5 separate regions of the Homo sapiens genome follow, and all the other regions are linked to region 1. The links are chromatin contacts, found by Hi-C or POLR2A ChIA-PET in ENCODE. All regions are on one chromosome and are shown on one strand. The core of a region is the stretch at or near the end of the contact, and the rest is flanking DNA. Distances in the headings are between cores, read along the strand shown.

Region 1 (2,741 bases), core at 77-2,576:
TACAAAATATTAGCTGGTGTGGTAGTGGGCGCCTGTAATCCCAGCTACCTGGGAGGCTGAGGCAGGAGAAATGCTTGAACCTGGGAGGCTAAGGTTGCAGGGAGTCTTGCGCTACTGCACACCAGCCTGGGTGACAGAGCTAGACTGTCTCAAAAAAAAAAAAAAAAAAAAAAAAAGTCTGGGTTAAAATGGCTCTACCATCAAATATGATAGAACTATATGAAATTATTATTTTAAAAAGTCAAAACCAGTCAAATACTGGCAGTTTCATGTCTCAATCTTAGGTGTATGACCTCAATTAATTCTGATGCAAGTCACTTCTCTTCACCTTAGTTTTATCAAGTCGATAAAGTTCAATAGCTGACACGTGCCATTTACTTATAACAACTCCCACAGTAAAGGTGTTTGTGTCCTTTACTTCATCATTGCTAGTATCTTCTCCAATTCCTTCCAGGCCAACGTTAAATTAAAACCTTAACTACCTAATTCCCAAAAACTAATTTTACCAACTTTTAAATAGAACAAACGCTTTGCAATTTTACCCCACAATGCCCAAATGAATACTACTACACAAAAACCTGCAATTACTTTCAAAACAAGAATTCGTAAGTTCATGTCTCGAATTCCTATAATAAACTAAAACTTGACGGGAGCAATGGACTTACACTTTTTCCAGCACGATTCCTTTTGCATGAGAAGCACCTCCAAAAGGGTTGGCCTTTAGGGCTGTGCCCAAATGAGCTTTCTTATACTGTTTATCATGCCACTTCTGGTCTCGTCGGTGACTACGGAGCTTCCTAGCAGTACGAAGTCCACGACACTTGCCTAAAAATTAAATATTTTAGTTCTTCCGTAAAAACACGCCATCTACGTGTTTCCCATCTTCTAAGACACTCGCCTCACCTGGAATAAACCCTTAAGCCGATTGGCTCTCGTACTATTTATTGGCCTGTGGGCCAAACATTTGGCCTTCAAGTTGCCCTGAACCGACTAATAAACGTTCGAAGAGGGCTCCGGAGAATGTGTTCTCCCGAAGGACGAGGCCCCGCTCGAATGCCCGGGAGGAAGCGCTGGCCTCCCTGCGTCCCTCGGTACCCCGACCTCGGCGGCCTCCACGCCTCATGGGCCCCTTCCGCGCCGGACCACGTGCCTCCTGGAGCGGCGCTTCCCCGGCCCTCCCCCATGGAGCCTCTCCATGGCATCCCCCGCCCTACTCTATTCGCATCCGCCCGCCCGTCCCCAAGACCCCAAGTCCCGCTTGCAGCGCCCTTAAACCGGCCACAACAGCTCACCCATCCTGTCGGCGCCACGGGCCTGAGCGAAAGAGAGAAGCACCGCAGGAAGGAGCCACAAGCCACCGCGAGCAAGCCCCGCCCAGCCAAGGACCCCGCGCCGCTGTCTGCGCCGCGCCTGACCCGAGGCTGGGGTCTCTCCTTTGAAAACGACGCGTTTGCATCACTTTCCTGAGCCAGAATCTGCGTCTTATTTAATTTGCAAGAAATTCAGAGATATCTAATTTGCATGGTTTTTTTTCCCCCTTTTTCTTTTGAATGCTGGAGACCGGAGGAACATGGACTACCAATCCCAGAATGCGTTTTATGGGACCCGCTCACCGCGCAGGCGCTCTTGCCCAAGCCACTGAGAGCGGGACGCGGGGCTAGGTCAGAGTAGGAAGGAGTCGCTGAGCTGAATCTTTGTGGAGTGGAGTGGGGCGAGAGTCCTCCGAGTAGTCTGGAAAATTAGACTTCTGAGCCTTAATTCATACTTATAAGCAGCTAGTAAATTGTAAAATATAGTGAAGCAATGTAGTGTAGTAACTAAAACCCCAAGCTTTGGAGCCAGATTGGGCCTTTAACCCTAAAGTTGCCGTTTATTTTGACTGGCGAGTCATTTACTTATAGATTTATTTATTTTTATTTTTATTTTTTTCTGAGACAGGGTCTCACTCTGTCTTCTAGGCTGTTGTGCAGTGGTGCGATCTTGGCTCACTACAACCTCCGCCTCCCGGGTTCAAGCGATTGTCCCACCTCAGCCTCCTGAGTAGCTGGGATTACAGGCTTCCACCATCACGCCTGGCTGATGTTTGTATTTTCAGTAGAGAGGGGGTTTCACCATGTTGGCCAGGCTGGTGTCGATCTCCTGACCTCGAGTGATCCGCCCGCCTCGGCCTCCCAATGTGCTGGGATTACAGGCGTGAGCCACCGCGCCTGGCCATTTAATTAACTCTTTAATACTGTTTCTCCTGTAAGATGAACTAGCTGTGAGAGGTTTCTGGGATATTGGTTCACTCAGCAAGGATGTTTAAAAATGCCTTCTATGTGCCAGACGCTGTTGTAGGTACCGGGAATATGGCGGTTAAATTAAGAGGGTGAAGGTTTCTGCTCTGATACAGTTTATATTCTAAATGTGAGAGGACAGACCAGTTAGATAGATGTAAATTAAATAATTAAATAGATGATTTTTACATACTGTAGAGCTATAGAGAAAATATAGCTGGATGGGTGATAGTGACTTGGGGATGGGGGTGGCTACTCTGGATAGGGTAGTTTAAGGTGACATCTCTGTGCAGATGTAGAATGGGCTAGTGCTTTCTAAGAACTGAAAGATCAGTGAAGAAGGGGAGCATAGTGACTGAGGAGTAGTGTGGCATTAGATGGGGTCTGAGAGTTACACAGGAACATGTGGAGCCTGTAGGCCATGGTAAAGCCTTTTTCTACTCTTCTGGTGATTTAAAGCCATTG
Region 2 (2,741 bases), core at 148-2,647, 8.7 Mb before region 1:
TGCATGTATCTGTATTTTAGCATTCACCATCCTTTTGACAATTTCCATTTAAATAACAGCTAAATTGAAAACTCCCCTAGGATGGGGACCACTCTTACTAATTTTTGCACACAGAACAGTACTTGGTCCTACCAGGTGCTCCATAAATGTTTTCTGATCTTAACTTTAACAATTTTTTCCATATTCTTTTCTATTTCTAACATTTGCTGATTAGACCTGGCTTTCCACTCCCAACATCGCTACTAACTAGCTGGCCACTCCTGGACAAATAAATAATACAAGTTTTCTGAAATTCATCTATTATAAAAAGGTGTTGAAATAGGCCTTTCTAATATTCTTTCCAGCTCTAAACAGCTTCCATGTTACAAATCAGGGTTTATAGATGGAATTACAGGTCTTCGAGAGGAGAATAGCAAATGTGCTTAGGCGAAGGGGGTGGGTGGAAAATGAACGCTTATCTTGGCACAGCAGTTTAACGAGAGGAGAAGCAAAGTTGATTGGTAGGCCAAAATTTTGAAGAACAGGAGAGGGAGGCGGGGGTGAGGGGAGTGGGGTAACAGGACTTAGAAGAGGTGGTGGTGAGAAAAAGGGGGTAAGGCAATCGATAGCTAGGTTCACCTCGATCTGTCAGAGCCCAGGGATGAAGGGATAGAGAGTCTACGGAGATAAAGTGGGCAGCTATGCTAGTTCCTGTGGATGCTAATAACAGGAGCCCCTCGTTTCTTCCTGATCCTGGAATTATTCTACAAGGAGAGGAAGGTGCTATGAAAATAAATGATGCCTCACAGGCGACAGGTGTCCCAGCGTCCCGAGACAGGAGCCCGCTGTCTCCCGCTGGAGGGGAGACTCTTGCAGGAAAGAAAGTCCGTTCTGTCGCCACCGGCCAGCTGTGCCCGAAAAGTCCCAGGAAGAAACTCTCGCTCATCCGCGGCGAGCGGATCCCGGGCACAGGGGCTGGAGGCCGACCCGGTGAGAGTGCAAGGTCTCGCGACCACCGACGACAGCAGACAGCGAGTCGGGCCTTCCCATCTGAGGCCAGCTTCAGTACAGGCCTCCAAGCCCGGGCTTGTTTTGGCCGCGACGTCACTTCCGATTTCTTCTTTCGCCTTCTGGCTAAAAAACGTTCCGCAGCAATGCAGCTGAAACTTTCGGGTTTTCTTTTTTTTGTCCCTCTCTCCTTTTTTTTAATATTTTTGTTTTTGCCGCCTTTACGCTCCGAGGCCCATCCTGCCGGAGTACTACACAGACAGGGTCATTTCAGTTGACGGTTCTGGGTCACCAGAGCAGAGGAAGCCCCAATTTCGCCCTCCGGTCACACCTCCTACTCCAGATCGCCCCGCCCACCTGACCCGCCTCTGCGCCGCCGGGCTGCGTGAGTCTCATGAGCGTGCTCTGGTACGTCATCTTCGCGCGACGTTCGGTTCGCTGTGTGTGTCGCCGGCTCCTTGAGGGTCCATGTGATTTTTACGCCAGTGCTGCTGAACTGTGCAGGGTAGGGAGCTGGCACAGTCCGATTAATTGTCCTTGGGTCGAGGTGTCTCGTCGGACCCTTTGGGGCTCAGTGGAGGTAGGTGAAGGCGGCTCCCATTGAGGGAAGCCCACACTCACACCCGGCCTTCCTGTGTTAATCTGGCATGCTCTTCTGGGGCTTCCCAGGCTATATAGGAGAGTGGCCAAATTCTTTAACCGGCTCAAGTTCCCCTCAATTAAGCTTCGACCTAGGTTCTTCTCTGCGATTACACCCTTTCCTGTCCACCGTTGTTAGTTCCCGGAGTAATCAGCAACTCTCCAAGGCAATGGACACATTTCCATCTTTGCCTTTGCTTACGAGGCTCCCTCAGGTGAAGTGAACCTAATGGAGTTTTAAAATATTTGGGAGATAAAATCAGCAGATCTTGTTAACTATTTGGATGTTAGGAGTGAGGAAGAAAAGGACACGTCAAGGCTGAGTCTAGGTTAATATCTGGTGCCAGTCACCAGCCAAAATGGAGTATATTGGAGTAAGCAAAGGCACAGACCATGTCTTTATTTCATTCACCATTATAGCCCCAGTGCCTAGAGCAGTGTCCTGCACATTGGTAGGTACTTTAATGAACAGAAGAGTGTTCCCAAAGACCAGTGAAATACAATCATTGGTCATTGTATTTCATTAAAGCACCTTTTAAATATATGTTACACCTATTTATCGTGGTGTTACTAATGTAAAGTTTTCAGGCTTTTTGGAATAGATGATGAGCAGCACCTCTGGAATCATTTACCTGATAACATTGAATCTCTTTTGCAATTGAGTCGTTCTGGAAAAATGTTTTGGCTTGATTGCATGTTATTTAAAAGTTTTATCCTATTCTGCCACTTTAGTGTTGAATTTAATTTCAGGACTGCTTTATTACAGTTTTCTTTCCTACTGTTTAAACCTTTTAAAGTAAATTTAATTTTAAGCTTCTACATTAGAATATTAGCTTTGTGTTTCTTACTTCTTGGCATTTTTAGGCTTTCAGGAAATCAAATCCGTAACTATAATTGTTATAGATTAAATGTCATCTTAAACTTGGTTTCAGGAAACTTGTATTTGCAGTTTCACCTTAATATTTCCTGTTGCCAAAAAATGGACACTCAAAGCCAGCATGATCCTTTTTGGTTTGGCTACTGTAAGGCTGTGCTAGATTTATTCCTAAGTGTTGTAAAATGGTTGGCTAGGTGTGAGAACCTTTGTGTACAGCTGAATAGATGGTGCGATATGA
Region 3 (2,741 bases), core at 86-2,585, 8.3 Mb after region 1:
AAGGCATCCATGATCAAAAAAGTTAAGACTTAATATACAGCAATTTACACTTGGCTATACCGACCTACTTATGTGTCTTGTTAGACAGTTTCACCCTAATAATTTGTACTTAGAACTTCAAAATTGGCTTAGTAGTGCAGCTAACTGAAAATCACTAAGCAATGCCCCAAAGCCATTTTAGATACTTGTTTCTATCAACCTCTCTCCACGATATATTTCTAAATATAATTTAAAGGTCAGAACTTCACCTGTCTCACTATCTCTCCACTCCCCTTTATAATGAAATGCAGGCAGCTGACTATCGTGTTACAAATCTGGGTATTCTGAATGATCAAGAACTGGCTGTGTCTTCAACCGAAGTGAACAGACTGACCCAGGCGATCACTCCAGTCTACTACTCAGAGATTAGAAAATACATAATATTTAAGTCATCTGGCTCAATTCTATTCACCTCTCTTAATTCTCTTAGAGCAGGAAAAAGGCACGAACTCCCTTTCAGAAACTTGGAACAAGCCTGCGTGCTACCTAGATTACGAGGGGCCACAAAACAGTGTTAAAGCATTCTTCAGCTCAGTCTGTAACTGAAAACGGTTTCCCAAACACCTTCGTACTGTAGAATGGCTGCTGGGTGTTTCGCCTTGACCTTCTTTAACTAAGCAAGGTGCAATAAGAGGGTCACAGGGCACAAGTTAAAGCTGCAAAGGGACAGAATCAAAGGCACCCTATCCGCTGCCAGGGACAATTTTGTTTTTTAAAACTTAACTACCTCCTCCCTCTGTATTCCACACGTCAAGTTTTTCTTTCCCTGCTATCGTCAGCGAAGATTACGTCTCAGAGTCTTCTGTCACAGCATGACACTTGAACGATGTGACAAGATGCCGTCAGCGAATATTTCACGCCAACATAAAGTCGTGGGAGAAATGCTGTGTTTGGGTGGGAAATTAGCTGCCCAGGTAATCCAGCAGGTAGGCGTCCTTCCTCTGAGCCTCAGTTTCCCCGACAGTGTGACAAGAGGGCCTGGCAGGGCTGGTCTGGAAGTTCTTCCCTGTCTCGGGGGTGTCCGCCACACGGGCCGAGCCCGGCCCTGCAGCCCCCACCACACCTGTGGCCGAGGCTCAGCGCCTCCCGTGAGGACGCAGCTGGGGCTCAACCCCGCCCTCCTGGACCGGGCTACCCTCACCTCCTGCCACCATCTTTACCTGTCCCCGTTAGCAGGGAGCACTCTGCGAGAAGATGGCCAAAAGGTCCGCCGCCGCCGCTGTCCCGGGTAAGTTCATGGCCGAGCCTCTGCTTTGGGCTGACCCCGTCCGCCTCCGCCTCTGCCGCCAACGTCTCCGCCTTCCGGGCCGTACGCCGCCGCCACGTCCGCAAACCTGAGATGCGTCATCGCGTCAAGTGGGCGGAGGTGGGAAGGGGCGGGGGAGGACGCGGAGGGCAGCCCAAAACGGGGGAGTCCAACCACAGGTCCACGCCCGGCACGCAGGCGCAGGGACTCCTCCGGGGCCCGGGGGCGGGTCCAATCCCCGGGCCCGGGGGCGGGTCCAATCCCCAGCCCCGCCCTTGACTCCGCTCCTTCCGTGCCGCTTCACTCCCCGAGGAAAAGATTTGGTGGCCAAGTCAGCGGATCCAACCCGCGACCACCAGCGACCTACTGGCTGCGTCTTTGTCCAGCGTCCACACTGCGCTGGCAGAGACTGTCGGGTGCACCCTGAGGACGAGGCGTGGCTCAGGATGTGTCGGGGAGCTGTCTTGCATTTTTTTCTTGCTGTGCATCTCGAATTTTCTTTAGGGTGGGAAAGGACACCTCAAAAACACTGTTGACATCACGGTTTCAGAAAATTGCGCCATGTTTGTTACCCTTTTCATGCTGAAGACTCCAGACTGCTGCAGAAGAGGCAGAATTCTGGAGAGAAATCCTTGGGGGACCGAGGACGAGGGTTGGAGGGGGTTGTCTCACCCTTCCTGTTTTTAGGTGAGGGAAGTGAGCCACCTAGAGTCAGGCCCCAGGAAATGTTTTCCCTGGCTCGAGGAGTCAAGGGAGTCAACAAATTGTAATCTAACTTATTTTGGTTTGAAAATTAACTGAGTCATTGGTAGTCACCATTGGACTCTATGGAATATTAGCTTATTAAATAAACTCATGACTTCATACATGATTTTTATCACAAATGTGTTAAATGAGTATCATAATGTGTTTGAATTTATGTATGACTTTGGCAAAAGCCGCAACTACTTTTGCACCAACCTAATTAATGAATGTAAAGCATTTTAATGAGTCTGATGTCTCTCAGTGTTGATATTAGAGACGTTGCACTTTGACAACCATGCTAACTGTTACGACAATATCCATTTTAGGCACAAATAGCTGGGGTGCAGGGTGCAGAGCAGTGCTTTTCAGAATGTCTGAATATTTATACATTAGAAAGCCTTTGAAGCTTGGTTTTAAATTGTTTTTCAAAGAGTATGTTTTTGGTTTTCTGGTAAGTGCCTCTGCAAAGGTTAGGAGTTTTGCATTGCAATAGTTTTCTTTTATTAGCAGGGATAGGCACTGTGCTTCCCAGCGCCACAAAAAAAAACTGCAGGAGAAGACTTTTTTAAAAAGTTTGTCTGAATTGTTCTGTGTGTTGTTGCCCTCATGACACCCCTGTCTGTAACCATTTATCACTGAGACGTTCTCTCATCAGCAGACAAAGGATATATTCCCTGCTTGATATGTAGGACTTCGGCTGCTTAGCCCTCAT
Region 4 (2,741 bases), core at 178-2,677, 6.8 Mb before region 1:
CTGCTAGCTCCAGCCATGTCTAAAAAAGTTTAACAGGAAGGGAGAGAGAAGTCAAAAAGGCTACGTGAATCTTCTTACAGCAAAAACTTAAAAAAAAAATCCCCACAACTATGTAATATCAAGAGATCATCCACCTGCAGTCCTATAATGACTGCTTTGCTAAAATTTTGATACAGGGATTTTAAAAAATATATAAAAGATAAAACATCTTTTCCTTACCCTCGACCCCTTACCGCAAAAATATTTTATTATTAAGTAATGCTCTTCCTGGACTAAAGATCAGTCTCCATTCTCACATGTTCCAAGTTACTATGAATATTTCCTGTACCCATCATGTGCCGATTCAATATCTCTATTCTGAACTAAGGTACAGGGTGAGGGAGAAAGTCCTCCACATTCATCTGTCTCACTACATCTAACCTAGCAGAATTCAACACCTCAAATTTCAACACCAAGCTGAGTCGCTCCAGCTTCTGTCGAAAGAGTTGCGTCCGCAGTGCCCCCCAACCTACTCGGCTTGGCATCCTCAGAGAGACCAACCTCTTTTAAGAGGTCCGACTTGAACCGCTCCCATGCCCAGTCGTTCGGACACCGCTGAAGCCCAACCCGGATTCCTTACACCCGGGACAGCTGCCGCCCTAAGTCCCAAGTCACGGCGCGCATCTGGCCTCCCAAACTGGATCTCAGGTTTATACACCCTTTCCCTGGTCCTCGGCTGCCCCCGACGAGCCCCCGGGCAACAAGGACAGTGCCCCTATATCCCCGCCTCATCCCTAGTCGCTGCAGCAACACTCAGCCTCGCACCCCGGCACGTTCCGCGCCTCCCGCCAGCCCCACCCCACCGCCTCAGCGGATTGCCTCGCTGCAGGTGAGTCTGGCCAGGGGTCCCTTGGCACCAGGGGTTGCTCACCTTACTGAGGACCCCGCAGCGCTCCACAGGCGGCCCAGACTCCGTCTCTGGATCCTCCTCCGAGCCCGACGAGTTCCAGCTCTGATTATCCGACATGGAGGCTCGACAACCGAGCAGGAGACCGGCCCCCGCTCCCTCAGCTGCGCCGGAGGAGGCGCCCAGTCCTCGGGGTGAAGGGTCGGGGGATGGCGAAGCGAAGAGTGCCCGCTCCGGTGTGGGGGGGAGCAGGAGGAGGGACGAAGTCCGCCCGCCGCGCCGCCGCCGCGCCTGACACCGAGCGGAGCGAGGAAGGAGGACGAGCGGTGAAGGAAGCCTACCCTTCCAGCCGTCAGCCGCCGCCGCCGTCGCCGTGACCCCTGCGTTGCGCCCGGCGCTGCCACCCGAACTTAGCCCCCTCGATGCCAATTTCAAATAGGGAAGGAAAAGGGAAAAGAAGGGAAGAGAAAATCCGGCCGCTGAGTCCCGCGTCCACTCACACCTCCGCTACCGCCGCCATCTTCCTGCCTGGCCCACTATTTACCCTCCCCTCCCCTGTCCTTTCCCCTCCCCTTCGTCCTCCCATTCTCCCCCACTACTCCCCGCCCCGTCCCCCTCCCGGCGTCTGACGCGACACGCCGAGCCTTCGGGATCCTCCTCCCGAACCCTACCTCCGGCTCTCCCGGGTGACGACGGGTAGAAAAGCAGGAGGAGCGGAGAAAGGAGAGGGCGGGGTAGGGATGCAGCTGTGCTGCATTCTGGGAAGGGCGTTGGTCCGTCGCTCGCGCAGCCTCCTGGGAGTTGTAGTCGCGATCCTGAGGTAACGGGTGAGTATCCCGCGCGGGGATCGCTTGTCCCCTTGGGGCCTTGTCAGTCGGTGGGTGGGCTTCGTTTGACAGTTGCGTGACCAGCCCCTCGGCCTCGCTTCTATCCTTGCCTTGTGTGTTTATGACGAACCCTCCGGGCTTGCGGGCCCAGACGTGAGAGAGCTTTCCGCTGAAGATGACGGGCCTGCTTTCCAGGGCGGCTTGTCGAAAGCCCGGGAGCATCTGGCCGCTTCCGCCTCAACCATGGGCTGGGGTTTTGTGAGCTACTAGTGCCAAGGGTTTTCTTTCCACCAGACCACCGCTGTAAATCTCGAGGGTCTTACTCATTAGAAGTTAGAATTCACATTTGACGTTTAAAGGAAGAATTTCCTTAGTACCTTCTCACAAGCACGCACTTCGCATTTTTAGATTTCTAGAGTTTGCTTTGTAGAAAGTAATTTTGAGGTTGTCAGAGAATAAATGACGTTAGAAAGGTTTTTAAAGTAAAACAAGAATGTGAGATGATAGCCTGGGATTTTCTCTTGGTTGTAAATGAATATCTTACTGAGAACCACGTTAACCATGCCTGCCCCTCAAAGATAGGAAAGGTTGGATATATAGAAACTTTCTCGTATTAGAAATACCGAAGTGCAGTGGTTTTGTGTGTACAAGGGATTAGGCAATAGGAGGCTATTTTTGTTTTAAGACTAGGGTTGAATTAGCAGAAAGACCAATAGAAGATCTAACAACTCTTGTCAGTTGTCAAGGATAACTTTGATTATGAGACTTTGACTTTGTAGCTTCAGTAATTTCCTCTCGTTAGCTATTTTAATATAGTCGATTTCCTTGTAATTGCCAAGAGTAAAATTTGTTATTAAACCTTAGAAAGAGTACTTTCTTACTACAAGGATGGGACGATAGGAGCGAAATTTCGAGTCTAAGGGAAAACGCTGGCCGAGTGTGGTGGCTCACGCCTGTAATCCCAGCACTTCGGGAGGCCGAGGTGGGTGGATCACCTGAGGCCGGGAGTTTGAGACCAGCCTGGGCAA
Region 5 (2,741 bases), core at 242-2,741, 5.2 Mb before region 1:
CTGGAATCACCAGGCTGAAGGCTTAGCTGAAGTTAAAAGACAAGTAAAAATGCCTCCAAACTGTAAAACCTGAGTTGGGGAATAAATGGTAAAATGTGTAAAAATTTAGAAAAAGGTTATATGTGGACTGTAAAAAATACACTGGACTCACAGGTAATTAAGGGGTGAATCAGAGTTGTTTCCTAAATGGCATAAGCCAAACTCTTAGATATTTCTACCATTAGCTAAAAGGCAGAGAAGCACTCTCTCTCTCTATTAATGCACTTTTAAAAATGAAAATTGTGAAGTGTTCTGCCCTTAAAGTGGACCTTTATTTCAGGTCTGCATTACTTTGCTTAATAGATATGGTCCTAAAGATTAAGGTGGTGATCCATTTTATCTTGTAAAAATGCATAATTTAATCTGAGTTATAGGAATTTAAAGCTGCCCTACTTTGAAGGCCTTTGTGACTCAAAGATTTTTTTAATTTAATTTTTAAATTGAGAATTACCTGGCTTGGGCTTTTGGTCTTTTTATAATACGTATTGCTGTCTACTTTTTTTTTTATTCTTGGCTGCCTCAAGCTATTCTTGCCTCCAAAAGGTGTCAGCATATGAATAAAAACAGCAGAAAATAATTACCCTAATTAGGTCAATGTATTAAGCTGTTTCTACAACTGTTTCTCTTAAACACCTTATCTTTGTAGTCTTGGCTCATTAGAAATTCGACTAGTGGTAAGTATTTATTTTTTTCCTTCAAGGGGGTTTTTGCTTTGCTAAGCCTCGGGCATTTGGTTCGTGCAAGAAATCACAGAAACTGCTCCAGCGGACTCCGAAAGGAGCGGAAAATTCTTTTGTTTGGGGGCCATGAGGGGTGGGGGAGGGGTGGGGATTCTGGTGTAAGCTTTTGGCTTGCATTCGCTTTCTCCCTCCGAAAGTGGGCGACATCAAGCAAGTCCCAGTTACAGAAAGAACCCACTGCAGGGCGTCCAGTCACTTGCCCAGTGAAAAGACTGTAATCAGACAACTTTAATAAAGGGAGAGCAGGAGAGTGGTGACGAATTTCCACATTCCGAACAAGCTTGTCGAAAGAGGAGTGCAGGGAAGGAGCAAGAATGAGGCACTGGAAGACGGTGAGCGGGGCCTTGCCACAGAATCCCGGGCCCACCTGCTTTCTCACAGTCGCGACAGCCGGCCCGGAGAAGGGCAGCCCAGCGAAGGGCACGCCCCGCGCGGGTGCCAGGGAGGCCGGCAGGGGCGTCCGCGGTCGCTGCTCACCTGCGCTCCCCGCTGCCCGGCCCAGCCCGCCTCGCCACCGAGTCTGGAAGCCCACACTCACCCCTTTACCCGGGAAACGCGGCCGGAGCCGGCGGCGGGTCGGGAGTCCGAGATGGTAGATCCCCCTCCAGGCGCCTCGCTGACATTTTGTCCCGGACGGAAAACCTCCGCGCGTGCCCCTTAAAGACACAGCGCTGCATTCACACGTCTGCGGGGAAAGGGGGGCCGTCACGTGTGGCCTTCGCCCGAAAGCGGTAGGGGAGTCGCTCTGAAACCGCCAAGGATCGCGAGCGACAGATTTGTGTTGGCCAGGGTTTTAAGATGACGCAATAGCTGAGTGTGGTTGAAATGTAACTATTGTTTTACAACTTTGCATTAACCTTCCAAGACCTGAATTCCCGGGCCTGAGTCTCAGAGCGCGGTTTGCATCTTTGCAGGCTGTAGGCGCATGATGTCACAAGTTATTGGAAGAAATCCCTCCAACCTAGGTTGGGACAGATGAAGGCGGCGCTTATTGGTGTTCACCAAAACACCAGCATGGTGTACCAGCTTTGGCTAGATGATGCTCAGGTAACGAACAACCCCTGCAACTCAGTGGCTTAAAGGTCCATTTCTCAAGCGAATTACTGTGGCTGCAGGGAGCTTTGGCAGTACTCCACCAGTTTTCTTCACTCCAGGCTGAAAGGTCAACTTTTCTGGGCCATGCTCCCTGCTGGGCTGGTAAACCAACTTTGAGGGAGAAGGGGGAAGTCCAGATATGTAGTGTTTGCTATTTCTATGATGTAAATGCTCCCACAATGGCCGATTTCAAGCTACAAACAGTCCAACAAGTGGCTTGCCAAGTTCCTGGAAATTTAACAATTAGCTCCTGTACATGACTGGCACAAGCTGCTTTCCAAACTCACATTCCGCATGCCTCAGTTCTGCTCACTTTCTATTGGTCAAAACTTGCTGTCAGTGGGTGGGGAAGTGTACCCCTCTCTTAAGGAAGCCTTGCAAGTCTTGTGACAATGAAACAGGAGAGTTCCCTGATTTCCTCCCGGCCCCCGCCCTCCCACAGCCCTTTGCAGGACGTGCAACAGGGTTGTGGCTCGTGTGTTCGGTCTCTGCCTGCTGAAACCCCTTATGGGAGGTGGAGCATGCAGACGGACGGGTGCAGGAGCCAGGGTGCAAAAGCTGGGGCGCTGGGCTTCCAGCCCCACGGCAGTGTCCAGGGGCAGGATCCCGTGATTCCCGGAGCCCAAATGGGCGTGTGTTACAGTGTGCTCTTTTAGCCTTACCATCAGCTGACGGCTTAAGTGTTAACCAGCTCAATAGACCCTCTGCCTTTTTGCAAGCGCAGAGGGTCAGTGTGACAGTTTCTGTATCTCAGCTCTTGTCTCACCTCCCAGAAGAATCAGGTCACACATGGACTTGAAGGATGGTGAGTGCCGGGGTGGGGGCGGGGGTAGAGGAGTTGGGGGAAGGTTGGGGGTGTTTATTAGG

Evidence for each region. Hi-C counts contacts between places; a loop is a spot of excess contacts on that map. ChIA-PET counts read pairs that join two places held with the same protein, here RNA polymerase II (POLR2A). Pooled maps may share reads with other maps.
Region 2: a loop to region 1 is called in a map of CD8-positive, alpha-beta T cell, with 18 times the contacts of the local background. The contact joins the promoter of UTP15 here to the promoter of RPS23 in region 1. A Hi-C loop is called at or near these places in 2 of 168 maps with a recorded cell type or tissue (CD8-positive, alpha-beta T cell and naive thymus-derived CD4-positive, alpha-beta T cell) and 3 of 50 pooled maps.
Region 3: a pooled map shows a loop between it and region 1 (9-fold over the local background). The contact joins the promoter of LYSMD3 here to the promoter of RPS23 in region 1. A Hi-C loop is called at or near these places in 2 of 50 pooled maps.
Region 4: a map of CD8-positive, alpha-beta T cell shows a loop between it and region 1 (14-fold over the local background). The contact joins the promoter of CERT1 here to the promoter of RPS23 in region 1. A Hi-C loop is called at or near these places in 2 of 168 maps with a recorded cell type or tissue (CD8-positive, alpha-beta T cell and naive thymus-derived CD4-positive, alpha-beta T cell) and 6 of 50 pooled maps.
Region 5: a pooled map shows a loop between it and region 1 (5-fold over the local background). The contact joins the promoter of ZBED3 here to the promoter of RPS23 in region 1. A Hi-C loop is called at or near these places in 1 of 168 maps with a recorded cell type or tissue (posterior cingulate gyrus) and 4 of 50 pooled maps. POLR2A ChIA-PET finds 5 or more read pairs at or near these places in 1 of 52 experiments (CD8-positive, alpha-beta memory T cell).

What each region holds. Positions count from the first base shown.
Region 1 is chr5:82,277,028-82,279,768 of GRCh38, forward strand. RPS23 (ribosomal protein S23) reads right to left here and starts at 1,327. Exons shown (of 4, transcript NM_001025.5): 1 at 1,293-1,327; 2 at 666-825. The coding sequence starts at 1,296. It also overlaps the pseudogene ATP6AP1L. RefSeq lists an enhancer at 1,318-1,647.
Region 2 is chr5:73,564,346-73,567,086 of GRCh38, forward strand. It overlaps UTP15 (UTP15 small subunit processome component), which reads left to right and starts at 1,398. Exons shown (of 13, transcript NM_032175.4): 1 at 1,398-1,567. ANKRA2 (ankyrin repeat family A member 2) reads right to left here and starts at 1,294. Exons shown (of 9, transcript NM_023039.5): 1 at 787-1,294. RefSeq lists enhancers at 554-1,108, 688-737, 758-967, 978-1,537, 1,109-1,663.
Region 3 is chr5:90,528,249-90,530,989 of GRCh38, forward strand. It overlaps LYSMD3 (LysM domain containing 3), which reads right to left and starts at 1,336. Exons shown (of 3, transcript NM_198273.2): 1 at 1,200-1,336. RefSeq lists enhancers at 607-1,107, 1,733-1,992 and a silencer at 1,373-1,622.
Region 4 is chr5:75,510,202-75,512,942 of GRCh38, forward strand. It overlaps CERT1 (ceramide transporter 1), which reads right to left and starts at 1,428. Exons shown (of 17, transcript NM_001379029.1): 1 at 911-1,428. The coding sequence starts at 1,006. It overlaps POLK (DNA polymerase kappa), which reads left to right and starts at 1,690. Exons shown (of 15, transcript NM_016218.6): 1 at 1,690-1,713. RefSeq lists enhancers at 785-854, 1,605-1,984.
Region 5 is chr5:77,085,794-77,088,534 of GRCh38, forward strand. It overlaps ZBED3 (zinc finger BED-type containing 3), which reads right to left and starts at 1,492. Exons shown (of 3, transcript NM_032367.4): 1 at 1,318-1,492. It overlaps ZBED3-AS1 (ZBED3 antisense RNA 1), which reads left to right and starts at 922. Exons shown (of 3, transcript NR_182763.1): 1 at 922-1,826. It also overlaps a transcript of PDE8B not described here. RefSeq lists enhancers at 1,150-1,751, 1,752-2,354, 2,355-2,741 and a silencer at 1,164-1,333.